Linked DNA regions of Homo sapiens: region 1 is linked to region 2. Evidence: read pairs that join two places in POLR2A ChIA-PET (ENCODE). Cell type or tissue: PC-3. All regions are shown on one strand. Each heading gives the region's core, and the rest is flanking DNA. Links, peaks and the distances in the headings are about the cores only. Region 1 has its middle 14 kb from the start of NEBL-AS1. Region 2 has its middle 10 kb from the start of COMMD3.

Region 1 (15,717 bases), core at 4,730-12,729, 1.1 Mb after region 2:
TGGGCGTAATACCCATTTTGCTCCTAACGCAGCAGTGCACACTATTAAAATATTTAAAAACAAACTGGTGTACTTGAGTGCGTGCCATGTTTTCATAAGCTTTTATGTTTCATAAGCAGGCAATGGATTCTTTAGCACATTTGGGATTTTTTTCACCATGGAACTTGCAAAGAAATGAGGACTAGGCAAAATTGTTATCACTAAGAGGTGCCGAGAAAATAACACTTGATGATTAGACAAAAAACATAGCTAATATTTCTATGTGAATTTATATGCCAAGCTAAACTATAAACATTTTGCTACCCAGCAAGCCACACAATGAGTATAAACCCTAAGACCATTTGTCAAATAAATTATTTAATTTGTTGTGTGTATAAGTCAAAATTGCATTTACTATGTCTTTTTAAAATATACGTCGGTTCTTAAAATTTCTTGAGAGGTATTACCACTTAGAAGTAGCATTGCCAAGACTGACCAGCTAATGTGTTCTCACCAAATGTCAAGTTATATTAGGTCTGGGGTGCCACCAAGGAACGACGCAATAGTTTAACATGACCTTGCCAATAATTTCCCCAGAACATTATTTCGGCTGAACATTATTCACAGACATATTTTTGGGCTGAACATTTCCTCTGACCTGCCTACATTTACTATACCTTGTATCTTAGTCAAATGTATCTTTAATTATGGGGCTAAAAGAACAGAAGTATCCAGTGAAGTATCTTTAGTGATCCAAGTAAGATTCCCTCTCATCAAAGAGTTTCACTTAACATGGTTTCCGAAGACTTTAAAAAATAAAACAGCAGGCGCTGAGTGTTGTGTTTACTTTCGGTCTGCCTGTGTTCACATTCCCTCTCGTGAATATTTATTGACTTTCTACCGCCTGCAAGAGGCTGGGCTGGGTGCATCTCGTGACGAGTCACCCAGAACGGTCAGCACAGTTCTGCCGGCCCCTGTTGAGTGTGATTATCGAGGCCAGTGCTCCGCTGCCTCTCACGTACCATTTCGCTGCTGGTCACTCCTCATTAGTGCCTTTCCTAAGGGTAATCAGAGGACACAGAAGGAAATTAAATTGAAACCTGAGAGTATTCCCACCATCTATTTTCCTTATCTGTAGTTGGGCCTCCTGAATTTGGTTCTAGAACACTCCAAGGACTTGAGTTATCTCAAGGAGATTGATGAAATTCCTGCTATGAAGTTAGCTTTGATTACAAAACAATGTGTCACAAAGTACAACATGTTCTAATTGGAGTTTTGGAGCTAGATGGAGCTGGAGTTGAATCCTAGCTCCATCCTGGCCTACTGAGCAAGTCTCTCGATTGCCAAGCATCAGTTTCTCCATCTGTCAAATGGGCACAGTAATACTAAACCCACAGGGCTGTATGAGAAGTAACAAAACAACACTAGGATAGGCCGTAGCCTGGTGTCTGGCACATGGCAGACCTCCAGGAAACAGTAGTGTCCGTCTTTCCTCATTGGTACTTTTTTGAGGGGTGAAGAAAGAGTGGGGAAGAGAGAAGAGGAAGTACATCAATAAATGATAAGAACTCACTCACACCTATTAAAAGGTTTATACCGAAGTTTTTCGCACTATGGGCTGCTACCCATTAGAGAGTTGTAACCAGAATTGAAAGAAGGAAGAAAAGAGAATGAGAAGAGAAAACATCAGAATTCATTTAAGTACTAAAAAGAGAATTCTTTCGGCAAACTTTTTTTTCAGTGATACGGGTACATATGTGTACTGGATCATGATGTAGAAAATTTTTTTTTCTTTTCTTTTTTTTTTTTTTTTTTTTTTTTTTGAGACACAGTCTCGCTCTGTCGCCCAGGCTGGAGTGCAGTGGCTTGATCTCGGCTCACTGCAAGCTCCGCCTCCCGGATTGACGCCATTCTCCTGCCTCAGCCTCCGGAGTAGCTGGGACTTCAGGCGCCCGCCACCAGGCCCGGCTAATTTTTTGTATTTTTAGTAGAGACGGGGTTTCACCATGTTAGCCAGGATGTTCTCGATCTCCTGACCTCGTGATCCTCCCACATCGGCCTCCCAATAGAAAATATTTTTTATTGGAAGTGGTGATTGAAAGATATGAGAAACACTAGTTTAGTTCCATATTGTTAATGCTCCATACATCAGAGAGCACTGAAAGTTACCTGTAACGTACAATGACATGCAATAAGTTTGTGAATCATAACAGCCACTTTTCTGTTTGTGCCCATCACACCCGACCCCACACCTTTCCCTGGGGTTCAGTCCAACACAGTCACCACATAGGTCTCAGCTCAGCAGTAAGAGCCCACACCACCCTGTGCAGGAACCATGAGCTTATCTGTCTGTATCCTCCAAGGGATCTGTCCCATGTATCTGCATATGCCCCCAAGCCTGGCACGTAGACGAGATTGGGCACGTCCAGGGTGGTATGGCCGTAGATGAGCCTGGCATTTAGAAGGTACTTGATAATATTAGTCACCTCAGGGACTGCGAGGACTGTGTGTAGCCTCTGCTCTTAGCCCCTAGTTTAGGATAAGGCCCAGGCTAGTTTCTTTTGGGAAGGCAGACAGAGCTTGCATGATCCAGAAGAACTGGATTAGGATGAGGCTTTGAGGAGCCTGATCTGTGGGGACTGGTGACTAGGGTTCATTAAGCCTGAATTCCAAGGGATAATAAAGTATCCTGCTGTTGGGATAGTCTCACGTTTTCTGATCTGTAATGAACGTAGTGGGAATTTACTTTCACTACTTAGAGGTCTGGTTTCAAAATGTGACATCTTTCTAAAAACATTTCTTATGAATGCTCATTTATTTCCTTCTGGGTTAAATTGTAATCTGTACAATGGGAAAATAATTCCCACCTACCAGGGACTTTATAGAGATTAAATGGGGAAATGTTTGTAAGCTTGAGCCCATCAAATAACACTTCAGGACCCAAATGTCAGTCCACTCTTTTACTTATAATAGTGAATGGAAAATTGTTGTCTCCTATTTCTCCCTTAAAGACAAGAGAAAAGGTCACATTGTTAAAAGTGACTGTTTCTATGGAAGGATATTGTGGCATGTTAGAGTTCTAGTTAGCATCCACTGCAATGTGCCCTGCCTGACTTTTTAGTTACATACCTCATGGAAAAAATTAAACCTTTGCCCCTTGACACAGTATCTGACGTGACAGGATGACAGTTTTCTTTTTTCTTTTTGGGTTATAATTGGATGATTGAAAACAAAGGAAGGAGATACTTTGAGCCAATAAAAAGGTTCCAGTGTATATACAAAATGATCTGGTTCTCAGTCACCGTATTGGACCGTTGGCAACATCTAATGCATTTTGGTATCTTTTAAGTCATTGTAGGGAATCATATTTACAAACCACACTCTGGGTTCTCTGTCCCATTTGCAATGTTTCTGAAAGGTGCCTTTGATGTGTAAGTTCTGCCTGTTTATGATGATGTATTTATTATGGAATGATGTCAGATTAGAAAAGATTTTGAGATGAAGCTCAGCAGATCTCTCCTCAATCATGGTGAAATGCAAGGTTAATGCAAGATATAGATATGTGTGCTTAAAGGTATATTGATTATGTGTCAAGGGCCTGTGCGAGAGGACATTTCAGTGGGTCCTCTTTAAATGTTTTCAGACGAGTGCTTTACAGAGTGGTTCCTAGGACATCAGGGAGTAAGAGAGATACAGACATAGCCATGCATGACACCCTTGTCCTCGAGGGCTTAGAACTCCTTTAAGTCTCTAGAGGAAGGAGAAATCAATTACGTTTCTGTTCTGTTTCAGTTCTTATAGTTAGTGTTACTAGGAAGACCTTGGCTTTTAGCCTTAGGAGACCTTGGCTTTACCGTGGAATCTAGAATAATATTTATGAGCTGAGTACCCAGAATGTTTTAGGAACTAAGTAAAATGATTATTATTGATTTCTTCCATGCTCAGGTTGGCTATTTGAATTCAGCAAAGTCCTGCTAATGGGTCTAACAGTTCTTCAGGCCTCTCTGGTCGAACCTAGATAGGGCACAGACCTAACCATGAAAACAGGAAGTTGTGAGAAGGACCAGGTTTAAGTGGCAATGATTGTTTCTTCCATCACTGGAAATCCCGTATTAATTTTATTTATAGTTAGCTGTGCATTTTTCTTAGCAGAGTCTTGGAGGATGTTGCTTCGCGTTTGACTTCTGTTTACTTTTTCACACTCTCTGTTGACTCATTCTTATTGAATTCTAGGAGGAGCCAGAAGAGAACTAGTTCGATGTGTGCATTCTTGAATAGCATCTGATCAATAACCAGACTGGTGGTCTGTTGTACTTCTGCATCAGCTCAGCGGTCTAAAAAGCCATTTGGATAAAAATCTTTGATTAGCACTCTGAGACTCATTATCCATCAAAGGCAGGTGCAACCAAACACAGAGAACTTGGAGAAATAGGATGACTGAACTCAGCCAAGGGTCTATAGATCTGGGATGTGGAGCGGGAGTTAGAAGGTTGCCTGCCAATGTTGGATTTGGTTTTTAAATATGACTCTGTATCCATTAATTGATCCAGAGTGTGAATTCCAGCAAATTCAGGCAATGCGTGGGAGTGGCAAGAACACTGCAGCAAACGCATACCTCAGTGCAGAAAGACGTGCCCTATAAGTAGATGTATTTTTGATGGCCTGTTTGGATAACCTGCACTGTCTTCTCCTGCCTACTCTCCCCACTATCTGCCCAGTCTCCTGAGCTTCATGCATTTCCTGCCACCACAGTTATTTTCTGAAAACTTGGTTCTGAGTATACTACTCTCTTGCTCAAACACCTGTGATGGCTCCCTATTGCTTATAGGAAAAAAAACTGGGTTTCTAGCAGACTTTCAGAGCCTTTCACAATCTACCTTCTTCTATCCACTTCCATTTAACCTCCTTCTCTCCAGCCACACTGGGCTGCTAGCTTTGAATCCTTCACCAAATTTCTTAACCTAAGCCTCAGTATCCTCATCTGTAAAATGGGTATAATAGACTCTATCTCTTAGGATTAAGGATTCATTGGAATATCCAATCTAATAATGAGCTTAGCAGAGTTTCAGGCACATGGTAAGGAATTAATAAAATTTAGATATATTTGTAATTTTCCTCATTATTAACTAGACACAGTGATTTGACCCTTTACTCATGCTGTTCTTATGCCCTCTGGCATTGGAGTGACTTTGATCCTTAAGGCACATCTGTAAGGCTATGCCTACCTTTGTGAAGATATTCTGAATCTCTCAATCAATTACTGAACTCTTTCTTTGTCCATCCATTGTACTTTTTATGCCTCAATTATATCACCTATCAAAGAGCCTGCTTTGTATGATGGTCGTGTTTGTCTTCCCATTTGAGTTGGTTTCCTGCTGAAATTGGACCATAGATATTCTCAGCCTGGAGTGGGAGGTGAGTTGGGATAGGCGAGGTCAAGTCAGCCTGCAAGAGCTTTGCTCCTTGAAGGGACTACTTTACTTTTTAAAGAGCAAGTGTGTAAGGAATTGAGAATGGGTGTTACAATACCGCAATGCAATTCTGATGCCAACCATGTGGAGTTAGCATCAACTCTGCAAATGAAGGGCACAGATCCCAACAAATTTGCTCTCACTTCAAGCCCAGGAGTCCCTAGGTCACCTACAGTTTGGACCAACTGGCTGCAAATTTGAGAGTTCCCACGACCCCCTCAGATTTGATAATTAGCTGGAACAATTCACAGGGCTCAGGACAGTGCTCTACTTAAGATGATTGTTTTAGCATAACAGATACAAATCAAGACCAGCCAGATGAAGAGACACTTAGGGCAAAGTTTGAGAGGATCCTGGATATGGGGCTTCCCTGTCCTTGCTCTGTGGGATCAATATGTGTTTTCTTCCTGGCACATTGGTGCAATCATCAACCAGGGATCTCCACCAATCTTTGGTATCCAGAGTTTTTATTGGGGTTTCATTATGTAGGCATGATTGATTGACTCATTGGTGATGTGATTGTTCAATCTCCAGCCCCCTCTCTTCCCTGGAAAAGGTCAGCTGATCTCATCCGGCTCAAAGCCCCAAACCTCTAATCACAGAGTTGGTTTTTCTGGTGCACTGAGCCACCTTGATCACATCCCCTTAGATATGGTCCAAGGAGCTCATGAATAACAAAGACATTCCAATTACTTGGGAAATTTCAAGTATTTAGAGTATGCCTCCCAGGAACCAGGGACAAAGGCCATTCAAATTCTTTATTATACAACAGGCATGCTTCACACTGTCGCCATCAAAGCTACCTTTGATGGGTTGCCTCTTTACATCCTGAGCCTTCCTATTCCATCAGGACATGAATGAGGGCCTAAAATCCACCATCCCCAGTCAGTCAATAGAAGTTGGGGAAGATTAGAAATAGTTTGCTGCCTGTGAACAGGAACAGGGGGTGGGGGGTCACTAATTATGGGCGGATTCTTAATATAACTCTCTAGATTTTGTTTTTATTGATACACGAGTCTGTCCTATTGGCAAATTACATTCTTGAGGTCAGGAATGGTCTAATTGCCTTTGTCTACAAGCACACGTGCTGTGTGCTCAGAAATTGTCCCTCTGTTGGAACAGATTGCCCATCTAGCTTTGTTGGGGGCATGGTGAGTTCTTTTGGCTGTCTGAATGATACAGCTTAGCCTTATTCTAGGCATCCCCAGCCAAGAAAGCTGACTCAATGAGAAGGAATAGAGGACGAGTATGGTGGCTCAAGACTGTAATCCCAGCACTGTGGGAGGCTGAAGCAGGAGAATCACTTGAGGTCAGGAGTTCAAGACCAGCCTGGGCAACATAGCAAGACCCTGTCTCTAATAAAAAATAACAAAAAATAAAAATAAAAATAAAAAAGAAGCAATAGACATATCTTTCTATAAGGATCTGTGTGGCGATCCTAGATGTTGCTGGCCATGCTTGGACTGATAATGCACATGAACAGTAGCAAACACTTCCTCTGTGTAGGTGAAATATTGAAATTTGCAGCTGGATTACGGGTCACTGACATGCAATGGAACAAATGATGACAAGAATAATGTCTACAAAGGTAGTTTATAAAAATCACTTTGTTATGACTCTGTTTTTCAAAGTCCTAGGAGTGAACCATGTGTTTGAGACATCAGACCATATACACATTTACTTGCATATCATGTTTTTTTTTTTTTTCCCCCTGGAAATAAGTTTGATGGCTTCATTTCCTGAAACTAAATTTAATCAGGGATTAATGGTCAATTCCTGATGAATAAAAGGTCTTAACAGGCTCTTGTGGAAGAATCTTCTTTTCTCAAGTGATTTTTCTTCAATGTTCTGCCTTTTCTCCCACATTTCCAGAACTTTAAAAATAACTCTGTAGGATCAGTGCTTCTCCCCCAACCCACCCTCCCCAACCCCACTATCTCTCCGTTTCTCTTTCTCTCTATTTGAAGTCTTTTCTGTTGCCAGTGACGTAGTTCTCTGATTCTCTTAACATTAAGGGGAATTCTATTTAAAAATTTCTAGATGCTTAAGGCACGTGATAATTAAGGGTTATTCCTATCAGGAATAGAAACACCATATTAGAACAGTTCTTCCTCAGAGGCTACTAAAGAAAGAAAATTCTGTTTAGAGGGTTTGCCTCTGTGGTCTTTTTTTAAAACAGCAGTTATGTAATGTCAGGTTTAATTGGCTGGGAGTCAGGAAGCTGGCTTATTTGTGCGCCTCTTGTGTCATATATACCTGCAGGGCTGAGTGGCCCGTAAAAAGCACTCAAGATTTGCACACGGGGGCTGCTGCCCAGGAAGTGTCCTGCAGAATGGCAGTTTGGCAGACGTTGAAAGAAAAGCATATTAGTTTTTTTTTTTTCTTTATACAGTGATGAGTATATAACAGGGACTGAATAAACATGTGTTGATTGACTGTAAAAGAACCTTTACTCTGAATGGGAGACAGCAGTCGCTGATCTGATAGCAAGCTTCCCAAGTCTGGCTTCTTTCTCTGGGTCTATACTGGTGGGTCAGGAACAATTGTTACCGAGGATTTAAAAATTAATTCCCTAGCAGGAGAAAACAGGTGGTAACATAAAAGAAGTCCCTGAATGGAGGAAGGATCAAGTAATTCTCAGAAGAGACCAGCAGGGGAATATTTATGACCTCACCTGTCTGTACCAATGCATAGCCACATTATGAGATACGTAAGATCCAGGAGTTTTGCCAACGTGGGATGGGGACAGGCTGATGATTAAATTGTGACAGTGGAGAGGCTTGGTATGCTAAAAGAGAAACATGTCTAGGAGGTGAATCCATGAATAGAAAGAATCTTGAAGGTGAAAAGATGATGGAGAACATTTGAGTGAGAAGGAAAAGAAGGGAAACAGGTGGCCCCGCTGCATGGCAGACCATGTGCCTCTTGTCCAGATTGGAAATGTCATGGAGGCTTTTTCAATGAGTTATCTGCTGAAGGTTTAAGAGAGAATACCAGTTGGTTTCTTGCTTTGCTTTTGTGGACAACGTCACTGCTTTCAAGCTGCTTTGCGCTTAATTTGGAAAAGAATTGGTCGATGGGGTAGCAGTTGTGAGGACTTTAGAACACGTAGTCTCTGTTATGTTGAAGTTCAGGAGAGCAAAAGAAGGAGTCACACCACACCTAGCCTTTTAAGAAAACCTTCAAACGGTGTAGGGGAAGAAGGAAAGGCTGTGCTTGTTCAAGAAATCTTAGGTTCTCAGAAACTCTAAGATAAACGATGTGTGCCATACCCCTGTGACTGGTCTAGTCATTAGCTCACAGTTAGCTTTTAATAAAGATTTGCTGAACAAACAGAAGAAGGAATAAGAAAAAAAGGTGGCTCAAGTGAGATAGAAGACTTTGAAAAATAAAATCCTGATTGAAAAAGTGTTAATTATTTCAGAGAGAGAAAGGGGGAATACATCTTTAAAAAAAGGGTGGAGGAAAAGCATCATAGGACATACCTTGGGAGCTTTCTAAGCTCAGATTAGCCTAACACACAGTTTAAAAGATGGATCACTGAGTGTTCAAAGATGGCAGACACAGTAAGAATGGGATCAGAAAAGCTCAAAACCATGGCTTGTGACAATTCTAAAGACAAAGTGGGTTTCAAAAGCACTTATATTCTAAGAAAAAAGTGGAACCCTGGCTTGGGGAGGATAATTGTGATAATAAACGATGACAGAAAAAAATCCTATTTAGCTTTCATGCAATTCCTATTTAGCTTTTATCCTTTCAACTGAGAAGAACAGATTTACAACTAGAAAAGATCCAAAACGTCATTAAGAAATTAAAGTAAAAATTAGGAGAGCCAGTAGTCAGACATCAAGTCGTTTTGCGTTGGATTAAGGAAATTGGAATCTGTCCATCCAGAGGGTGGCATCTTAGGGACCTGAGAAAACCCTGTAGATGTGGTCCTGGAACTGAAACACTGGAATCATGTCCCTTAGCAGTGAGAGCGGATGTGGTGGGGGAGTGAAGGGACCATTCCCTTCTGGGGCTGACGTTGAGTTACTTTGCCTCACCATCCCTCGGTTTCCTCACCTACAAAATGGTGATGTTGTCTCAGTTATCCCATCTGCAAAATGGGCATTCTGTGTCTCAGTTGCTGATAATAATAGTATTTGCTACCTCTTCTGGTTACTGCAAGGATAAATAAGATAATCTATGTAAATAGTTGACATAGAGTAGACACTGTATAAATGTTGGCTATTATTACTATTGCCTATTCTCTTTGAGAAATTGTCAGCAAAAGAAAGCTTTGGGGATGAGAAAACATCCCAAGTTTTAGAAAGGGGAAGAGACAGATTGTAGAAATTACAGCCTAATTAATGTGACATTAATTCCTGGCAAAATCCTCACATGGATGAGTGCAGAATGGTTTGTAAAGACTTTAAAATAAAAAGTCCTCATAGGTTCTGTCATAGTTTGCTAGGCTTGCTGTGACAAAGTACCATAAACGGGGTGTCTTAAATAACAGACATTTGTTGTCTCACAGTTCTAGAGACTAAAAGTCCGAAATCTAAGTGTCTGTAGGGTTGGTTTCTTCTGGGGCCTGTGAGGGAAGACTCTGTTTCAGGCCCCTGTCCTTGGCTTATGTTGAATAGATGGCTAGCCGTCTTCTCCCTGTGTCTTCACATCAACTTCCCTTCATGTGTGTCTGTGTCCTAATCTCGTTTTCTAAGGACACCAGCCATCTTGTATTAGGGCCCACACCTATGACCTCATTCTCACTTGATTACCTCAGCAAAGACCCTATCTCCAAATAGGTCACATTCCGAGGTCTGTGGGGTTAGGACTCTAACACACTTTTTGGACTCCAATACATATACAATTCAACTCCAACAGGTTCACTAAGAAAAGTCAAGCAGAGCAAAATTAACTGTGTTTTTGATGCTAGAGAAGAAAGGAAATATATACACAGTGAACTGAAGAATTTTATAAAACAAATTCAATGCTGTCAATTTTTTTTTATTTTTTGAGATGGAATCTTGCTCTGTCACCCAGGCTAGAGTACAGTAGCACCATCTCGGCTCACTGCAGCCTCTGCTTCCCAGGCTCAAGTGATCCTCCCACCTCAGCCTCCTGAGTAGCTGGGACTTTCAGGCACGTGCCACCATACCCAGCTAATTTTTTGTATTTTTGGTAGAGACGGGTTTCACCATGTTGCCCAGGCTGGTCTTGAACTCCTGATCTCACGTGATCCACCCACCTCGGCCTCCCAAAGTGCTGGGATTACAGACATGAGCCTCTGCACCTGGCTTAAATGCTGTTAATTTTTTGTATATCAATGACACCTCAATAAAGCTTATAAAAGATCAGTGTTAAAAAAAAAAGTGAAGGAATAATGGAGACTTTTTCTGAATTACGAGTTGACCACAGTGTCTGTTTCTTCCTTTGACATGCATATCTTTGTGATTTCACTAATATTTTCAAGGAGTAATAACCTTCTCTTCTTTCACCCAGGACCTTTACTTTGTGACATTATGTGCTTTGTAAGCTTGTAAAACAATTAGAAAATTGTTCTCTGATAGATTGTTCTTGCTTGTAGGAGAATGGTATTGAAATATTCATAAGGAAATGAATTTCAGTTTCAAATGGCAAGAAGAAATATGGTTTAAATTTTTATAGAAAATGACATAGTTCTTGTTTTATTTTAAAAAGAAGGGGGAAAAACTCATGATTGTGACCTTGGCTGTAGTTCAATGTAGAGATTCTAGTGTGAAGATTTATAATCTTAATATTCCTACGATTTAGGATTTATATTTCAATTTCAGAATTTAATTATTAATTTTCTCATGAAAGTTTCTCAGATAGCTTCACTTTCTTAAAACTTCTTTTATTATTTTATTAAGCAATGAAGGATTGTATCTGTATTTCAAGAGTGAGTGAAATAGACTTTTGTAATTGCCATTTTTTATATATAAGTAATGGGCTCCTAAAAAAAAAAAGCACGAAGGCAGCATAGTTATGTCCTGTGATAAGAAATGGGTTGGTCTTGCTTTGTTTCCAGTAGACATGCTCCCTGGTTAGCCTATTCTCCCAGGTGAACTTTATTACCTGATAGAAATCTTATCCATCAATTGAATTAATGTGTGTTTTGAAAACACCATTCTTCTTCCATGTTTGCTCCTGACTTTGAAAACGAATCCCAAACACACTGCTCTCTTTTCCTCCTCATAATCAGATCCTAGCTTTCAATGCCTCCTAAATACTGTTGAGTTAATTTTTTGATAACTCTTTGTCCATTTGTACAAAAGCACATTTGTACTTTTTTGCCCCGTGCTTACAACCACACCAAAAAGATGCCAAATGGAAAACTCTCCTGGTCTTTAAAGAAAGGGCAAAGCTACTTCTCGCAAATTACATGAATAGAATTCCTCCTGTCCCCCAATAAATGAATGCCAGCAGTTTTTTCTTTCCTTGGAGTTTCTACTGATTCTTTCTATTTTACCACTTGAGTGGCCAGAAATTCAGCACTTGTGGTGTGATGGATGTTTTTAACTTTTCTATGAACCGTTGTTTTGAAATATGGGGTCTGGGCCCTGCTGGAGACTGTAGGGCTGTTCCCAATATTGCTTTTGAGCGGTGGCAATAATCAGTAGGTGGGGGCCAACTCCACCTCTTGGGGCCTCTGTTCTTGTCATGCAGTGGGCGTTAATCTCTGCAGAGGAATTGATTGTGAGGAGGAAAAGAGAAAATGGATAATTATAAAGAACTGGGCACAGCTCAATAAGTGGAAACACGAATGACCATGTGATAGTGCTTTTCCAACGCACCTCCCTTGCCCAGTCAGTTTTCTCTCTGGAACCAGGTAATGTTTTCCCTATTTCACTCTTCTGGTCTTTTCAGGTGTGTCAATTGTTTGAGCTGTAGCAATGCAGTGATTACCAGTGATTACTTGGGTTTTGAATGTGAGTTTGAAAGTTGAAATGTTACCTTATTATAGGCACAGTACTCAAGATTTCCGAAGTACTTATGTATAAAGTGAAATGAATCAGACACAGAAAGAGAAACACTGTATGTTATCACTTATCTGTGGGATCTAAAAATCCAAACAGCTGGACTCATGGAGCTAGAGAGTAAAAGGATGGTTACCAGAAGCTGGGAAGGTTAGTGGGAGGGTGGTGAGGAGGTGGGGATGTTAATGGGTACCAAAAAAATAGTTAGAATGAATAAGACCTGGTATTTGATAGCACAACAAGGTGATTATAGTCAATAATAATTTAATTGTACATTTAAAAATAACTAATAGAATATAATTGGATTGTTTGTAACTCAAAGGATAGATGCTTGAGGGGATGGATACCCCATTTTCCATGATGTGATTACTAAAAAATTTTTTTGTGTGTGTGAGGGAGTCTTGCTCTGTCGCCGAGGCTGGAGTGCAGTGGCGAGATCTCAGCTCACTGCAACCTCTGCCTCCTGGGTTCAAGCAATTCTCCTCCCTCAGCCTCTGGAGTAGCTGGGATTACAGGTGTGCACCATCACCCCTGGCTAATTTTTGTATTTGTAGTAGATATGGGGTTTCACCATGTTGGCCAGGCTGGTCTCGAACTCCTGACCTCGTGATCCACCCGCCTCGGCCTCCCAAAGTGCTGGGATTACAGGCGTGAGCCACTACGCCCAGCCTATGATGTGATTATTATGCATTGTATGCCTGTATCAAAACATCTCATGTGCCCCACAAGTATATACACCTACTATACACCCACAAAGGTTAAAATAAAAAATTCAAAAAGTACCCCTGTATATATTTCAAATTGGAATGCATTTTCAAATTATTTTAGATTTTGTGTAAGATTTGGATTTGGAGTAAGAGTTAATAAAGGCAATAAAGAGATTCCAGGCTGTGAAGATTTATTTTACAATGTTGATAATTGAGGAAAGTGCACATCCAGCATCTCTTTAGCATTTTGGATAATGTGTAGAGTTTGTGCTGCTGGTTTTGAGTGCTGTGCTACCTTTCTCATATTCTGTTTCATATTGTGAATTTCTAAACACAGGTGTTATTGAGACCCACGAGCACAAAGTCATGAAAATTTAATGTTATAGCTTGTTTACATTGTGGCTCACTTTTTTTTTTTTTTTTGAAGCAGAGTCTCACTCTGTCACTCAGGATGGAGTGCAGTGGCGCGATTTCAGCTCATTGCAACCTCCACCTCCCAGGTTCAAGTGATTCTCCTGCCTCAGCCTCCCGAGTAGCTGGGACTACAGGCACATGCCACCATGCTTGGCTAATTTTTGTATTTTTAGTAGAGAGAGGGTTTCACCATGTTGATCAGGTTGGTCTCGAACTCCTGACCTCAGGTGATCTTCCTGCTTCGGCCTTCCAAAGTGCTGGGGTTACAGATGTGAGCCACTGTGCCCAGCCAGTGGCTCACTTTTAAATATGACTTTAGTGTTTGCTTTAAAGACAATTTATTCTCTGTATGGTATTAATAATATGAGAAGTTCCTTTCTGAACTGGAGAATCATTCTCTTTATGATTAAGCTGATTTTTAGGAAACAGTTTCCCAAAAACACTGAATCAGGTGGAATAGATTTCTGAAAAATATGTATATCATGTCTGTGTTCATTATGAACTTTTCTATTTTGCCCATTCTATTTTGTTCATGTGGTCTTATTTCATTTTGCATCATTTAACAAATATAACGAGGTCCTACATCTTAACTTTTAAGATGTAAAGACTTACGTTTATTTCCGTATATACTTTTATTTTAAGAACTTAATTTATGGCCGGGCACGGTGGCTCACGCCTGTAACCCCAGCACTTTGGGAGGCTGAGGAGGGAGGATCACGAGGTCAGGAGTTCGAGACCAGCCTGACCAACATGGTGAAACCCCGTCTGTACTGAAAATACAAAAATTAGCTGGTTGTGGTGGTGTGCATCTGTAATCCCAGCTACTCAGGAGATTCACTTGAACCCTCGGGGTGGAGGTTGCAGTGAGCTGAGATTGCATCATTGTACTTCAGCCTGGGAGATACAGTGAGACTCCGTCTCAAAATTAATACATATATAATATATATATTTGTTTTAATATATATAAAAAATTAGCCAGGTGTAGTGGTGGGCACCTGTAATCCCAGCTATTCAGGAGGCTGAGGAGGCTGAGGCTGGAGAATCACTTGAACCCGGGAGGCGGAGGTTGCAGTGAGCTGAGATCTCACCATTGCACTCCAGCCTGGATGACAGAGCAAAACTCCATCTTAAAAAAAAATTAATTTATAATACAAGGGCCTTTGCAGCCCTGCTGTATAGTGTGGGCATTAAGAGCCAGACTTATTTCTTTTTGACCTCTAGATCCACATGGGGAATCACTTCATCTCTCCAACCTCAATTTCATTATCTGTGAAATGGGAGATAATATTGAATAATAGCATCTACTGCCAAGAGTTGTTGAGAGGTTTACATGAGATAATGCATATAAACTGCCTGACCCATAAATATTACCTATTTTCACGGTCATTGCACATTTGTGAGCTAGAAGGCTCGTGATGTGGGGTGGACAATTTTGGCCTAGGAGACTGGAGTTTCTCAGCCAGATAAAATCCACCAAGTCTGAAAAGGGAGGTTGAGACCAAGGAGACCAAGACTTTGGTTCTAAGTACATAAGGTGGTGCTGGTTTTCTATGGGGTTATTCTATTATTCATGTTGCTACAAACAAGGAAATTGATGTACAGTTGTTTTTTTCAAGGTCACTCTTTATTTTAGAAGAATAAAGAAGGAAAATAATGCAGTCATTGGATTTCTGGACTACAGCTTGACTCATTAGTCTTTCTTTTCTCTCCAAACAGAAAGTTAAATTACTGTTCTGAGGTTCTTAAATTCAGAGTGGAGTTTGTGCTTGAACCAAGTATAATATTACTTGATGTACAATTGGGCAGAATAGTTAGAAGTTTGGATGAAATTTTGTCCTCTTCCTGTTTCTTTTTGGCTTTTGTTGCTCTGGATTTTTTTTTTTTCTTTTTTCTTGGACAGGGTCTTGCTCTGTTTCCTAGGCTGGAGTGCAGTAGCATAATCATAGCTCACTGTAACCTTGAACTCCTGGGCTCAGGTGATCCTCCCACTTCAGTGTCCTGCGGATTTATGCTGAGGTTTGTCAATGTTGGATACTATTGTCCTTGTAGCCTGTGATGTGAGGAATAGCCCAGGGGCATTGTATAACTTTGGGAAATGGAGGTGGGGAGATGCTCATTGGATGCCTTTGGAATTCTTGGGACTAACGGATTTAAAATATTACA
Region 2 (15,717 bases), core at 1,455-9,454:
CACATTAACAATATATCTTGCCTCCTAAACTGCAAATATTAGGTAGACAATGCTGATAAATTTATTTTTCTTTTTGAGAATCTAGAAATCATTTGAAGAACTAGAAGTTACCTTTTTAAACAATGTTTTAGAGTTTCAAGTACATTTGATATCCTTTGAACTGGTTAATATTTTTAGAAACAAATTTAATATTGGTCCCTTTATTGTGATTACAATTAAATAGGCTAGGGCTTTTACCGGATCTATGTGGTCAGCTTTTCCCACAGGCCTCATTGCTGCATTTGTTAGTGTTATGAATTACAATATTTTCTTTTTCAGATTGTATAAGTACTTTTGCTTTTGTGCAAATAACGCTGAAGGAAGATATTCCTTTAGATTGAAGAGCTCATGGAACTCCATGGGGAGAAAAAATAATAAGTTTAAGTGCCATCGAGACAAAGACTAGTTTTAACTGGCTTATATATTTATTATATATTCTAGTGGGGATCTGTTTTATCCCTGCCTGCTCATATGCTACAGAGAAGAAAGTTTAGAACACTTTAGAAACTACCTCTAAATAAGAAACCATTCTCTCTGTGTTCCCTAACACCGATGCTTTGATGGTTACTTTAAACTCTGAGATATTTGTTAATGAAAATAGTCTTTACTGTTTTAAAGCTATTTTAACCACAAATGGACAGTTGGAAGGAGTATTTAACTGAGTTATATATGACACTTGAGAGTATAAGTCAAAAACTGTTTCAGTGAAGTTTATAAAACCTGTCTATATTCTTTTATTAAATAACTTGGCAAGGCATAGTTTGTGACTTGGAATTTGAATGGTCAAGTTTTTGCACATTCATGATCACAGAGTTCAGTGGTCTCAAATTGCATCTTATATCACACTGTGAGACACCAAACTGAGTATTCAGAGGGGACAGTAAAGCTTTTATTTTCAATTTAAACATGTAATCCAATCCCTAATTATTTCTAAACAGTCATTGCTGCAATAATTGATATGGACAAATATAACCTTTTCTCACATTGTATAGTTTAATTTGCATATGTGGATTTAAAAATGTGTGAGGGAAATGAAATACAAATTACATTAAATAAACTGTAACCACAGGGTTTAAAATTAATGATACAGTGTTCTCTAAAACAGATAACTTACGCTTATGATTTGGCACAAGTGTTTTGTATTTTTCCCCTAAAACTTTTTTGAATAAATTTATATTAAATGGTAAATAGTACAATTTCTATTTAATATTGTCATCATTTAGTACCATTTTATGTTATTTATTTATTTATCTATTTATTTTAGTAGAGATGGGGGTTTTTCCATGTTGGCCAGGCTGCTCCCGAACTCCTGACCTCAGATGATCCGCCCACCTTGGCCTCCCAAAGTGCTGGGATTACAGGCGTGAGCCACTGCACCCGGCCGGTACCATTTTAAATATTTCATTTTCGTAAGTTTTATCTGGGAAATATAAAACATAAAACTTCAAAATATAAGAAAAATTAAATATTTTAAATCTAAGTTTTAAAAAGTCAAATTATCATGCTACTGAGAAATTGAGTTTATTATATAAGATCTCACAACATTTCCTGAAATTAGAAAACCGTAATTTTTTCTTTTTTTTTTTTTTTTTTTTTTTTGAGACAGAGTCTCACTCTGTCGCTTGGGTGCAGCAGCATGATCTCAGCTCACGCAACCTTCATCTCTTGGGTTCAAGCAATTCTCATGCCTCAGCCTCTCAAGTAGCTGGGATTACAGGTGTATGCAACCACACCCAGCTAATTTTTGTATTTTCAGTAGAGACAGGATTTTGCCATGTTGACCAGGCTGGTCTCAAACTCCTGACCTCAAGTAATCTGCACACCTTGGCCTAGAAAACCATAATTTTGTTAAACTTTGCAAATAAGAAACTCTGTAGTCAAAATCTTGGCAAGAAAATACTATTTAATTTCTAAAGTGAAATTTGGGAGCTGTCATCAGTGTTGTCATGCCATGATTTTGTTAGCTACTTGAGTGAGTATAAGATAATGGCAAAATTAAAGGAGCAGACCTAAGAATGAAATTATAACTTTAAATATCAAATCTTTGTATCTAACCAGTCCACAGTTTTAAAAGGATTTCGTGGATATTAGAAAAGTCATGTCTACTCTTTAGGACTTCAGCGTAGCATGTTGAAACGTATTTTAGGAAGTTTGATCCCTTATTTTTAAGCAAAGCAGTTAATGTCACATGGGGAATATCTGAGTTGTAAAGACCAAAATTGTGAAGTCTTCATCTAAGAAGAAATGAGAAATCGATTTGTAAAAAAGAAATGAAAATAAACAAATGTAATTTGGCAAAAGATGAAGGCAAATTTTAAGTTAAAGGAAGGAAGTTAGGAAGAAATGAAAGAAAGCAGTCATACTCCATGTAACATTTAATGAGAAAAGAACAGGTTGCATTATGTGTCTTAGAATTTCTCTGCACAGACAAATAAAAAATAATTTTCCTTTAAATTCCGTAAGTGATTTAAATGATTCACTTATCTTTTGTATGGATTATAAAAAGCAAGTTCAATTCTTAAATCACATAATTTCTATCTTCACCAGTTAATTTATATGAAAATTAGGAACTGGCCAATCACCTAATAAATTCCATCAAATAGACCATTTAGATAATAAGCACAGTTACCTCCTCAACAGCAGGTTGATTTTTTTTTCTGTACTAAAATTATAAACGTCACCACTTCAGTTTCCTATATCATTGATCTGGTATCAGCCAGGATGGCCCATGGCTTAGCTGTAGGAGGGTAAAGTGAAGAAGAGACATGAAACAAGTTTACATTGATGACTGTATCTAATTCTTCCATGTGTACACAGACAGTCCTTTAAATTGTTTTATATCTTTAAAAAGAGGGAGGGAAGGAGGGAAGAAGAGAGAGAAAGGGGGGAAAGAGGAAGAGGAAGGAAGAGAGAAAGGACCTGAGAAGTGTCACAGAAAGCTTATTTAGTGTTTATTTTCTGTGACACAATCCAAGATTCTTTTAGCTACAATGAATTCAACTAAGCTTCATTAGTAAGGCTTGGAAAAGACTGAAAGATCATCTGTTTTGTCCAGAATCTAATCAGTTTCAAGATGTCCTACATTTAGACTACAACAGCAGAGAATGTCTAACAGAGTCTCTTCGTTTTTTAGGTCTGGATTTGGAATCTCTGTGTTTTTTCATACCTTAGAAATTGGAGTTTGGGTTGGTTTCACGAATTCCAGCAAAAAATGGAACAAATGGGCCTATGCTGTGGGATATTATTGTTGAAAGCCAGTAACTTTTTCAAGTTTGTATTTTGAGAACATGCTTTTTACATGTTAAAATGTGTACAAATAAGTATATTTTGTTTAAGGAACTATAATTTTACAAACAAAAATGAAAACAAAAATAAAGGTTTTTGTAGATTAAAACCAAAGTAACAGTATAATTGCTTATAAACTGAAAAATGTAACTATATTCACTTGTCAAATGAAGCATTTTAGAATGGAAGTTAGTATATAAGAAGGGATGATTTGCATTAAATACATTATAAACAGTTAAGGAGACTTTACAGCTAAAGTACTTTTAACTCATTTAAAGTAAGCATTTAAACCAAAATTAATATTTCAAAAGAGCTTACATGGCAATGAAAGCCTAGATAAGTGTTTTAATATTTTTAATTGTGTACAATATTTAAAATGATACTGGTTAAGAATTTAACATTTTGGGCCGGGCGCGGTGGCTCACGCTTGTAATCCCAGCACTTTGGGAGGCCGAGGTGGGTGGATCATGAGGTCAGGAGATCGAGGCCATCCTGGCCAACATGGTGAAACGCTGTCTCTACCAAAAATACAAAAATTAGCCAGGCGTGGTGGCATGCATCTGTAATCCAGCTACTAGGGAGGCTGAGGCAGGAGAATTGCTTGAACCTGGGAGTCGGAGGTTGAGTGAGCCAAGATCGTGCCATTGCACTCCAGCCTGGCAACAGAGTGAGACTCTGTCTCAAAAAAAAAGAATTTAACTTTTCTATTATGGTTGTTATATTCAACAGAATACTGATTTTATCCCCCTTTTCAAATTAAATATAGACTTGAAGCCATTTTATGGATAAGTCAGTCTAAAAACTACATTTTTAAAAATCCTAGTAGAATAATTGTGTTCAGCTTTTTCACATTTGTTACATAGCTAGAACTATTCAGAAAATACTTTGAATTGTTTATACGTAGCTGATTTTTACACCGTGGTGAATGTTTAGAAAGTAGTTTTACAGAGTTTTGAGAAAACAAGCACCTAAAAAAATAGATTAAACTTTTCCACTGTGTTTCTTCCCATATACTCAGTTTTTCCCTGAACTTTTGTTTCATTGTTTTATTAAGGTTAAAACATAAATGTTTTTCTAACTCTCTCAAATGTTATTTTCAAAATTAATTTTCTTTGTGTAAGCATTTTAATCTATATTTTATGAAAGGGGATGGGGAGGCAAGTTTTATAAAATCTTTTTAATGTAACAAAACACCAAGAAAATAATGACTAGCAACAGGTGAAAGGGAGAATTGTATTTATATAGTCAGTTTAGTCCATGTAATTAGAAACTTGGACCTGAATTACTGGCGTAATTACTCAACTTTCTTTTCTTTTTTTCTTTTTTCTTTTTTTTTAATGCTAACAGAAATAGGCCGGATCATTTAGAGCAGCAGTATTCTAAATCAAAATTAATCAGATAATTGGCAACTTTTATTTGACTTTTAGTGCTCTATAAATTACAGACCAAAAACAGGAGAAATTTGCTAAAGAATAACAATGTAGATGGAAATATGTGGGTAAACAAGGCCCTAAGAAAACTGAATTTTCAAATGGTTTTCTTAGAATTTGAAAATGAAAGAAAATTTTAAATTAGGCCTAGCTGTGATATATAGGTGAGTAGTTGATAGATCTATAAGAAAACTTTTATTTTTGCTTAAACAATAATTAAAATGTTTATGAATTGAAATAAAAAATAGTTTTATAAGACCAAAAGTATCAATAAAGACATACATATTTTGTTTTATAAGTTTCAATAGCAATATACATTCTTCTTTATAAAGAACTTTCAACAGTGTATACTGGAAATGTTGGAAAAAAATTGATTTTGCACTTGTCAATTATAATAGAAGGAAAATAATATTCTTACATATGTTTTTATATACTTTTGAAAGTTGCCTTAAATTATTTTTGTAGCAAGATGAACATAAATAAAAATATAAAATACAGATGTTTAGAAGTCAGTTTAACCAATAATTAAAGTGCTTCTAGAAACCTAAAAGAGTGTTTTCAAACGAATACTTTTAAATTAATTTTAATTTCATTTTGGTTTTATTCTATTTCTAAAAGTTGCTATGATCAATATTTGTCTGTTTGTAGAAACTATGACATCTATGATGACAAATGTTCAAACTGAGTCATAATGATAGTCTGTTAGGTTAAAATCAAGAGTCACTACAGGAGAGTAGTCATTTTGCAAACATCCTGCCGTGTTAACAGGGGTTGGGGGAAAGCATATGTCATAAAGTAACAGACTTAAATCTTTAGCTAAGTAAGCTTTAAGTATCTGTCCATTGCTATAAATAGTATAAAGACAATCTAACTGTGTTTGCTTAAGCTTTTTATCTTAGCTTTCTTTTATGGTATTAAAGTTTAAGAAAAGTATAAAGATAAAAACTTGGCTAGATTTAAACATATTCAATATGATTCCTAAGATGGTTTTTTAAAAAAAAAAAAACTTTACATAGAAATGTCATCAGGTTCTTAGGCATAGTTATATGTTAGCCAAAAATTTTAAATCATTCCAGCTAAATATAATAATAGGAGAGTAGCCAGTACTTCTCTGAGTATTATAAGAATATTGCGCCATTCTTTGAATAAAAATAGTCATTCTTTTTTCTTTAAGATATCTCAATAATTATATGAATGATAATTTTGGAAAATATAAGGGTTTAAGTGGCAAATTTAAGTATCAGTGTTTATCTTTTGTTTCAAGTGGAATATCAGTTTTTCTAAAAACATACTCATTTGTAACAAGATTTATTGAAAAGAAATATCAAAAAACTCTTTTTTGGGGAGCATTTATCCAGTAATGTATTCAATTTTATTTAATAGGGAGATTTTAATAACTTTGCTTAACAAGCTGTTTTTTATCTTAATAACTGTAAGGATTGCTATAAAGTTATATAAATAAGTTATAATACCTTCTTAAAGTATACTGAAGTTGATAGGATTTTTAATATGGGTTATAAAAAAAGCACCATAGGTTGTAACTTCTTTACTTTTTTACTTTACTGTTCTCATAGAGAGTCCTTTATTAGACAAGTACCTGGTACTTAATAGATAGTCAAGAATATTTGTTCAATGAATGAAGGCAGTATAGTGCATGGAGTACAGAAAACGGGGCTCATGCCAGTATCCCACTTGCTTCCAGTTCTATGACCTTGGACTAAAGACTTATTTTCTCTAAGTCTAATTTTCCTAAAGTGTACAGTGGAAATAATAATAGCATCTCTTTCACATGGCTCTTGAAAAGTATTAAGACCTAAGGCACATGCACCATTATTGGTATTTATTTGGTAATTTTAACCAAATTGTGTAATTCTATAATTGTGAGGTTTTACTGGTGCAGGTGCGCATGCGATGTAACCATTTGAGGACCCCAAGCACATAAGCCCCTATTTAGAAAATGAAAACGAAAACCTTCTGGGTGCTGCCTGGCACTTCTTCACTATCAGGAACTGTAAAGTGAACCTTACAGAGCTCTTTTAATAACAGCAGTCATATGATGCCCTCAAAGGCCTTGATGACAATAATTCTCTTATCTTCTCACCTCCTGATCCCTCAAGAATCTTAGAGCCCACCAATGTTCATTATGGTCAGCCTGCTTGTAAACATCTCTCTCTTTAGAAGGCATAGTGGACCATTCCATTCCCTGTCTTTTCACTGGTTCTTCCTCCAGTTTTTCTTGAATCATTTCCTTTGGTAAGCAGCTCTTTAGAAAATCTCAGGGAGCAAAATCGAGATGTCTTCGTATTTTTCTCTGGCACATCCTTCGTCTGGGTTCAGGGAGTTGCTGTCTCACACTCTAGTCTGAGTGATCCATAACTTGTGGTACTTTTGACTCTGCTTGAAACATCTATCTACAAAGAGCCCAAAGTCCATAAGGCATTGAGAAGACTGGCCAAATTGAAAAAAAACAGTAAGAACCCTCATTTACCATGGAATGGAGGACACATGATTTGGAATGTAGAGGTTTAAATTCTACAACTCCAAAATATCGAACAGTTCAATGAGTTCTGGGAAAGGTATGCAGTTGTGTAACCGCGCTACACTCAAGATGTAGAGTGTCACCATAATCCCAGCGAACTTCCCTCTTCCCATTTGCAGTCATTATACTTGCCCTACCCCTGACCCCAGGAGACTACTGATCTACTTCATCTCACTGTAGTTTTGCCTTTTCCAGAACATCATACAAATGGAATCATGCAGTATGTAGTCTTTTGTGTCTGTTTTTTGTTTTGTTTTGTTTTGTTTTCTGAGACGAAGTTTCGCTCTTGTTGCCCAGGCTAGAGTGCAGTGGTGTGATCTTGGCTCACTGCAACCTCCGCCTCCTGGGTTCAAGTGATTCTCCTGCCTCAGCCTCCCAAGTAGCTGGGATTACAGGCATGTGCCACCACACCTGGCTAATTTTGTATATTTAGTAGAGACGGGATTTCTCCATGTGGGTCAGGCTGGTCTCGAACTCCCGACCTCAGGTGATCTGCCCGCCTCGGCTTCCCAAAGTACTGGGATTACAGGCAAGAGCCACCACACTCAGCTGGTTTTTTACCTAGCATAACATTTTTGAGATTCTCCCTGTTGATATATCAGCAATTCATTTCTTCTTATTGCTGAATAGTATTCCATTGTAGGGACATACCAGTTTGTTTTTCCATTCACCAGTTGATGGACATATGGATTGTTTCCAGCTTTTTGGCAATTATGAATAAAGCCTCTATGAAGATTTCTGTGCTAGTTTTGTGTAGACATAATGTTTTTATTTCTCTTACATAAATTCCAAAGTGTGGGATTGCTGGGTTATATGATGTGTGTATGTTTAACTTTACAAGAAGCTGCCAAACTATTTTCCACAGTAGCTACATCGTATACATTCCCACCAGTATTGTATGGGACTTTCAGTTGCTTCACATCCTCTTTCTTATATGGTATTATCAGTTATTTTTATTTTAGACACTTTGATAGATATATAGTATGTTATTGTGGTTTTAATTTGCATTCCCGTAATGACTAATATGTTGAGCATCTTTTTATGTGCCTGTTTCTCATCCAAATATCTTCACTAATTGTCTATTCAAATATTTTGTCAAGTTTTTAATTGGGTTGTTTTCTTATTACTGAGTTCTGAGAGTCCTTTATGTATTCTAGAGACTTGTCCTTTATCAGCTATGTGTTTGCAAATATTTTTGTAGATATTTCATGAATTGTCTTTTCATTTGAATGTCACTCAAAGAGCAGAAATTTTAAGTCCGACTATTTTTTTTTAATGAATCGTGCTTTTGGTATTGTATTTAAAAATATCATTCCCTAACCAATGTCACAAAGATTTTCTCCTATGTTTTCTTCTAGAAGTTTTATGTTTCACACTTTAGATTTATTTTAAGTCAATTTTTATGTATGGTGTGAAATATGAGTTGTTATTCTGTGTGTTTGCATATGGATGTTCAATTATTTTGCCCTATTTTTTGAAAAGACTATCTCATCTCTACTGAATTACCTTTGTACTTTTTTCAAATTTCAACTGACCATATGTTGTGGGTCTATTTCTGGATCTTCTATTCTGTTTCATTTATCTATTCATCAGTCCTTTTGCCAATACCACGCAGTGTTGATTATGGTAGATTTATAGTAAGTCTTAAAATTAGATAATGTGAATCTTCTTTGTACTTCTTTTTCAAAGTTGTTTTGGCAATTCCATTTTGTTTGCTTTTCCACATAAATTTTAGAATCATCTTGTTGATTTTTTTTTTTTTGAGATGGTCTCACTCTCACCCAGACTGGCTCACACAACCTCTGCCTCCCAGGCTCAAGCAATTCTCCTGCCTCAGCCTCCCAAGTATCTTGGATTACAGGTGTGCACCACTACTGCCTGGATAATTTTTATATTTTTAGTATAGATGTGGTTTCACCATGTTGGTCAGGCTGGTCTTGAACTCCTGACCTCAAATGATCCACCTCCCTTGGCCTCCCAAAGTGCCGGGGTTATAGCCGTGAGCCACTATGCCTGGCCCCATCTTGTTGGTTTCTACCAAAAAAAGCCTAGTGGGATTTTTATTGGAATCACATTTAATCTATAAATCATTTTGGAGGTGAAATGACAACACTATTGAGTCTTCCGATATGTAAACATGGTATATTTCCACTTTTATTTACATCTTCTTTGATTTCTCTCTTCAATGTTTTATAGTTGAGCATGCAGATTTCATATTTTGTTAGATGCATACCTAAATATTTTATGCTTTTTGGTGCTATTTGAAATGATACTTTAAATTTTTTCATTTTAAAATTTCTTCATTACAAGTATATACAAATACAATTGATTTTGTCTGTTGACCTTATATCCTATGACCTCACTAAAACTCACTTATTAGTTCCACTAGCTTTTTTATAGCTTCTTTGGGAATTTCTGTATAGACAATCATGTCTTCTGTGAATAGAGATAGTTTTATTTAATATTTTTTCCTTTTCAATCTGCATATCTTTGATTTATTTTTCATGCCTTATTGCACGGGCTATGGCTTCCAGTACGATGTTGAATAGGAAGGTGAAAGTGACATCCTTGCCTTGTTTCTCATCTTTAGGGAAAGCATTTGGTCTTTGAGCATTAAGTATGATATTAGTTATAGGTTTTTCATAAATGCCTTTTCTTAGGTTGAACAACATGGGAATATTCCTTATATTTCTGGTTTGCTGGTAGTGGTTTTCAAAATTATGAGTAAATGTTGAATTTTGTCAAAGCCCTATTCTTTATCTATTGAGATGATCATACATCTGTTGAAATGGTGAATTACTTTGATTGCTTTTTAAATTTTGAAACTAACTTACATTCCCAGGATAAAGCTCACTTGGTCTTGGTGTTTTATTCTTTTCATATATAGCTGGATGTGATATATATGTGTGAATATATATACATACACATATATGTAAAAACAAGGTTTCACCATGTTGCCCAGGCTGATCTTGGAACTCCTGGGCTCAAGCAATACACCTGCCTCAGCCTCCTAAAGTGCTGGGATTACAGGCATGAGCCACCGTGCCCGGCCTTGATTTGCTAATATTTTGTTGCAGTTTTGTGTGTGTGCGTTCATGAGGCAAATTGGTCTGTCACTTTCTTTTCTTCTCATGCCTTTGTCTGCTTTTGGTATCAGGGTAATGCTGACCTCTTTCCTCTTTTATTTCTGGAAGAGTTTGTGTACAATTGGTATTATTTTTTCTATAAATATTTAGTAGAATTCACCAGGGAGGTCATCTGAGCCTGCAGTTTTCTTTGTTACAAGGTCTTAGACTATGAATTTATTTTTGAAGTGAATATAGTACAATTCAGGTCATCTATTTTTTTTCTTGAGAGAACTGCCACTTGTCTTTTCATTTCTTTGATGGTGTCATTCAAAGAGCGAAAGATTTTACACTAGTCGTAGTACTTAATACAATAGACAATAGCAAACAATTGTAAGTTCTTAAGCAGCATAGTACAGTGAAACAGTAGTGTTCAGGAAGATGAGTAGGATTTAGACAGGATCAAAGAAGGAGACTGGAGTTAAGGAGACTATCAAGCAGATAGGGGTCAGGGCAGAGGTGAAGGTAGCAAAAAGGAGGAAAGTGAACCCTTGGAAGTCACTTTAAAGAAAGAATTGACAGGACTCAGTAACTGTCTGGAAGTAGGGGCACTCAAGAATGAACCTAAGATTCTTTGTGGAGAGATGGAAAGAATGGCAAAACTGCAGACATAGGTGGTTGGATGGAAAAGGTAGCCATTGTACAGGGCCGGGTCATGCTTCCTCTTGGGATATGTTGAGTGTTAAGTGAGTTGCTATGGGAATTGCTGGTGAAAATAGCATTAGAAGGGATGACAATAAGAGAGATTCCTGAATTAGCAAGGCCAGGGTGCCCCAGAAGGAAAAGAGAATCAGATAGGATTTCCATATGAGATATAGCGTGCCTAATTAAATTAGAATTTCCAATGAAAAATGAATGATTTTAAATAAGAATGTTCTAAATATTGTACTTGACATACTTATAATAAAAATTAATTCATTGTTTATCTTAAATTCCAATTTCATTAAGCATCCTATATTTTTATTGCTAATCCTGGCAACTCTAGGATCTGAGAACTGTGATTTCCTTGTGAATTGATCTCAAGAACCACAAAGAAAGAGAAAACATCATAAGAAGAGATCACAAAAGTTGCAGAGGAATTTAAAAATACCAATCAGCGTAGGTTGAGGACCAGGCTGTTGATGACAGAAGAGCACTAATACTATATAAATCATAGGCCTATTTTCAAGTTTGGGTCCATAAATACAAATGTTAGCCGCATTTGAGTTTCTCTCTGAATAATATTAAGAATCACTTATGACCCAAGGAACTGACAGACTAAACTTATTATTAAAACATATTTCAAGAAAATTAGATACTATTATTTTAGTTCAGTTTTTTAGAGACAGGGTCTAGCTCTGTCACCCAGACTGGAGCGCAGTGGCACCATCATGGCTCACTGCAGCTTCAAACTCCTGGGCTCAGGTGATCCTCCCACCTCATCCTTCCAAATAGCTGGGACTACAGGCACATGCCACTATATATGGCTCCTTTTCAAAATTTTTTATAGAGATGGGGTCATGCTATATTGGCCGGGCTGATCTCAAACTCCTGGCCTCAAGTGAGCCTCCTGTCTTGGCCTCCCAGAATACTAGGATTACAGATGTAAGCCACTACACCTGGCCTAATTTATTTTAAAAATAGCAAATTATTAATGATAATCTTATCAAGAGGGTAATTAGAAAAATTATAAAACTGGCATTAAAGGCTTTGAATTAATTTGAGATAAATAAATTGAGATAAATAATACACTACATACTAGGGAGCTATGCCTTAAGATATGCATCCTCTCAGCAACTCTGAGAATAAGTACTAATATGCCTTTTTCACAAATGAGAAAACTGAGGCTAAGAGGATTTTGTTTTCTTACTTCAAGTAACAGAATATGGTGGCTTCATATTGTGGCAGCTAAGCTAAGCTGAAACTATGTTTCCTGGAATTCCCTGAACTTGTATGGCTCCTGTTTAGAGTTGGCCACAAGAGCTTTCTGTGCATGATTTGGAATGCAGAAGCGAAGCAGCAGCCATTGCACGCAGAGCAATGTTGCTGGTCTCCTGGCTCGCTTTGTTGGCATGAGGCAGCGGCTGCAGTCACAGGTCCCTTCGCTCCCGCCCATCTTCGTCAGGTGCTCTCAATCCTGGGCCAGGTTAGGTGCAATGAGAGACAGTACAAAGCCACCATCCTGTGTTACTGCAAGCAGATGTTCTGGCTTTCCACCACTTTGTGTCCAGTTTTCCTTGCCAACAGCCCATCCTGCTTGTCATTTTCAGTGGCTTCAGGCCCTCCAGCAGAGGCAACATTGAGCCCCATATGGGCTCCAATCCATGCTCCCAGATTAGTGCTTTATCTGCTCCTCCAACTATCCCCTCCTTTGCTGACCTTTATTATCCTATCTCCCACAGTTGCACAAATGTAATCCCTATGATGAATCCTTTATTCCATATTACTCCTAAGAGTTCTGCTTCCTGGATTGAACTATTGACTGATAACCAGAGCAAGCAAATTGCTGAGCAGCTTCCCAAGCCCAGGTCTGTCTGGCTCCGAGGCTTATATCAGTCTTCCTCTTATACTGAAGAAAAACAATTAAGATTGATGCTTTTATGGCCCAGCGAGGTGGCTCACACCTGTAATCCCAGCACTTTTGAGAGGCTGATGCCAAAGGATCCCTTGACCCCAGGAGTTCAAGACTGGGCAACACAAGGAGACCCTGTCTCTACAAAAAATGAAAAGTTAACTGGTTGTGTTGGCACGTGCCTGTGGTCCCAGGTACTTGGGAGGCTAAGGTTGGAGGATGGCTTGAGTCCAGGAGGTTGAGACTGCAGTGAGCATGCCACTGTACTCTAGCCAGCCTGGGTGATAGAGTGAGACCATGTCTCAAAAATATATATATATATATATATATATATATATATATATAAAATATACATATTTATATGCGTATATAAATATATACGTATTTATATGCATATATAAATATATACGTATTTATATGTGTGTATAAAATATGTACATATTTATATGTGTGTATATAAATATGTACATATTTATGTGTGTGTATATAAATATGTACATATTTATGTGTGTGTATATAAATATGTACATATTTATGTGTGTGTATATAAATATGTACATATTTATGTGTGTGTATATAAATATGTACATATTTATGTGTGTGTATATAAATATGTACATATTTATATGTGTGTATATAAATATGTACATATTTATATGTGTGTGTATATAAATATGTACATATTTATATGTGTGTGTATATAAATATGTACATATTTATATGTGTGTGTATATAAATATGTACATATTTATATGTGTGTGTATATAAATATGTACATATTTATATGTGTGTATATAAATATGTACATATTTATATGTGTGTATATAAATATATTTATATAAATATACTGTGATATTTGAATAACATTTATTATCAAGCTTGGCTTATTGTTATAAATGGTATATTGCTTAGTTATCTTGCTGAAATTGGTAGGTTTCATAGCAGTTTGAAGCTCTTTCATGTTTCCCAATATGTGCTGTTTTGAACTTCAGTCATTGTGTATATGTCATCTCTCATACTGAATAATAAAGTTCTTCAAAAATGAAACAAAACTTTTGAGATTTGTTCTCCAACGACTTCTGCCATAGTCTTTTGCAAATAATAGGTGCTCAATAAATATTTGTTGGCTAAGCACAGTAGTTCACACTTGTAATTCCAGCACTTTGGGAGGCTGAGTGGGGAGGATCAATTGAGCCTAGGAGTTGGAGACCAGCCTGGGCAACATAGTGTGGGACCCTGTCTCTACAAAAAAATCTAAAAATTAGCCAGGTGTGGTGGCGTGCACCTGTAGTCCCAGCTACTTGGGAGGCTGAGGTGGGAGGATTGCTTGAGCCAACGAGGTTGAGGCTGCAGCTGCAGTCAGCTATTATCATGCCACTGCACTCTAACCTGGACAACAGAGTGAGACCCTGTCTCAAAAAATAAAGTTCGTTAATTTTAATATGAGCAGTCCAATTCCTCAAAAATGTGCAGAATACTCCCACATTAGAATATGAACTTAAATTTAGGGGCACAAGGGATATGTCATAATATGTGCAAAAGATGTTGCGATTGTAATGTATAGACCAACAATTTTAAATAGGAATTGGACTACTGTTCAAAGGGCTGGAATGTTCTTGTTACAAGCTGGGAAGCTTTACAAGGAAAGAAAATCTTGCCCTCCCTTAGTCTAAGGCATATTGTGGAGATTTTTGTCACAAATTACTGAAAAGATGCCTGTCCTGTTACTGATAGAGCAGTGCATCCATCGGTTTTCTTAGTCCTCAGAAACATACTCTGACACTTAATCAGAAAAAGATATTTTTGAAGGATAATAGGTTGCCTCAGAATCTCTGGATCAGAGAATGAGACTTTTGGGCAGTGAAACTAACTCCCCAGGAAAAATGTGTTTCCTTAAATTTTGTGCTATTTACAAGTAATGTCTGTAGAAGTGACACACATTTAAGTTTAATCCGTATTATTATTATTGTTATTATTGAGACAGAGGCTCACTCTGTCACCCAGGCTGGAGTATAGTGGCACGATCTCAGCTCACCACAACCTCCGCCTCCATGGTTCAAGTGATTCTCCTGCCTCAGCCTCCTGAGTAGCTGGGATTACAGGTGCCCACCACCATGCCCGGCTAATTTTTGTATTTACTAGACAGGGTTTCACCATGTTGGCCAGGCTGGTCTTGAACTCCCAACCTCAGGTAATCCACCCGCCTCAGCCTACCAAAGTGATAGGATTACAGGCGTGAGCAACTACACCCGGCCTAATCTCTATTATTAACATTTCTTCATCACTTAAAGTCTAGACAATCAACAAAGTAAGAAATCAAGCCCTGATTTGTGTAGCGTTTGCCAATTTTCATGGTGTACATATTGCCACTGCAGCCAGTCTCAAGCTCCCAATGTGATGGCATTGAACATGGAATTGGGAAGAGATGTACCACTAAAGATACAATAGATGTAAATAATCTTATATCCATATATAATAGTAATATAACTAGGACATGATGGCTTTTGAGTGTTTGCTAACTTTTAAAAATATAATTTATTTAATTGTATGTTTATATAACTTCATTCTCAGTATTACATTTAAAAACTGGCTCACAGCCTCTCTGAAAATTTAGCAGTCAGCTTTTGCAAGCTGGTATAGCTGGCTCTAGCACACCACTGCTTTAGGGCCACCTAGTCAGAAAACAGCACCCCAAGTCACCCACAGCAATGCTTCAGAGAAGATAGCGTCATACCATAGCTAGACACT

What was found. Peaks named below come from ENCODE experiments on the same cell type or tissue, not always from the same donor. Only the 100,000 strongest peaks of a DNase experiment are listed, where the experiment ranks them.
Region 1: POLR2A ChIA-PET joins it to region 2 with 7 read pairs; 2 of 35 experiments call an interaction of 5 or more read pairs at or near these places.

The regions. Positions count from the first base shown.
Region 1 is chr10:21,152,305-21,168,021 of GRCh38, reverse strand. It overlaps a transcript of NEBL not described here. Among named protein-coding and RNA genes, the nearest start is that of NEBL-AS1, 14 kb to the left of the region's middle. RefSeq lists enhancers at 5,248-6,151, 6,152-7,056, 8,310-8,860. In PC-3, for the core only: a CTCF peak has its summit at 8,068; no DNase peak of the experiment used is centred there.
Region 2 is chr10:22,298,343-22,314,059 of GRCh38, reverse strand. No RefSeq gene overlaps it. Among named protein-coding and RNA genes, the nearest start is that of COMMD3, 10 kb to the left of the region's middle. In PC-3, for the core only: no CTCF peak of the experiment used is centred there; a DNase peak (open chromatin) is centred at 5,499; H3K4me3 peaks cover 1,352 bases; H3K27ac peaks cover 7,685 bases.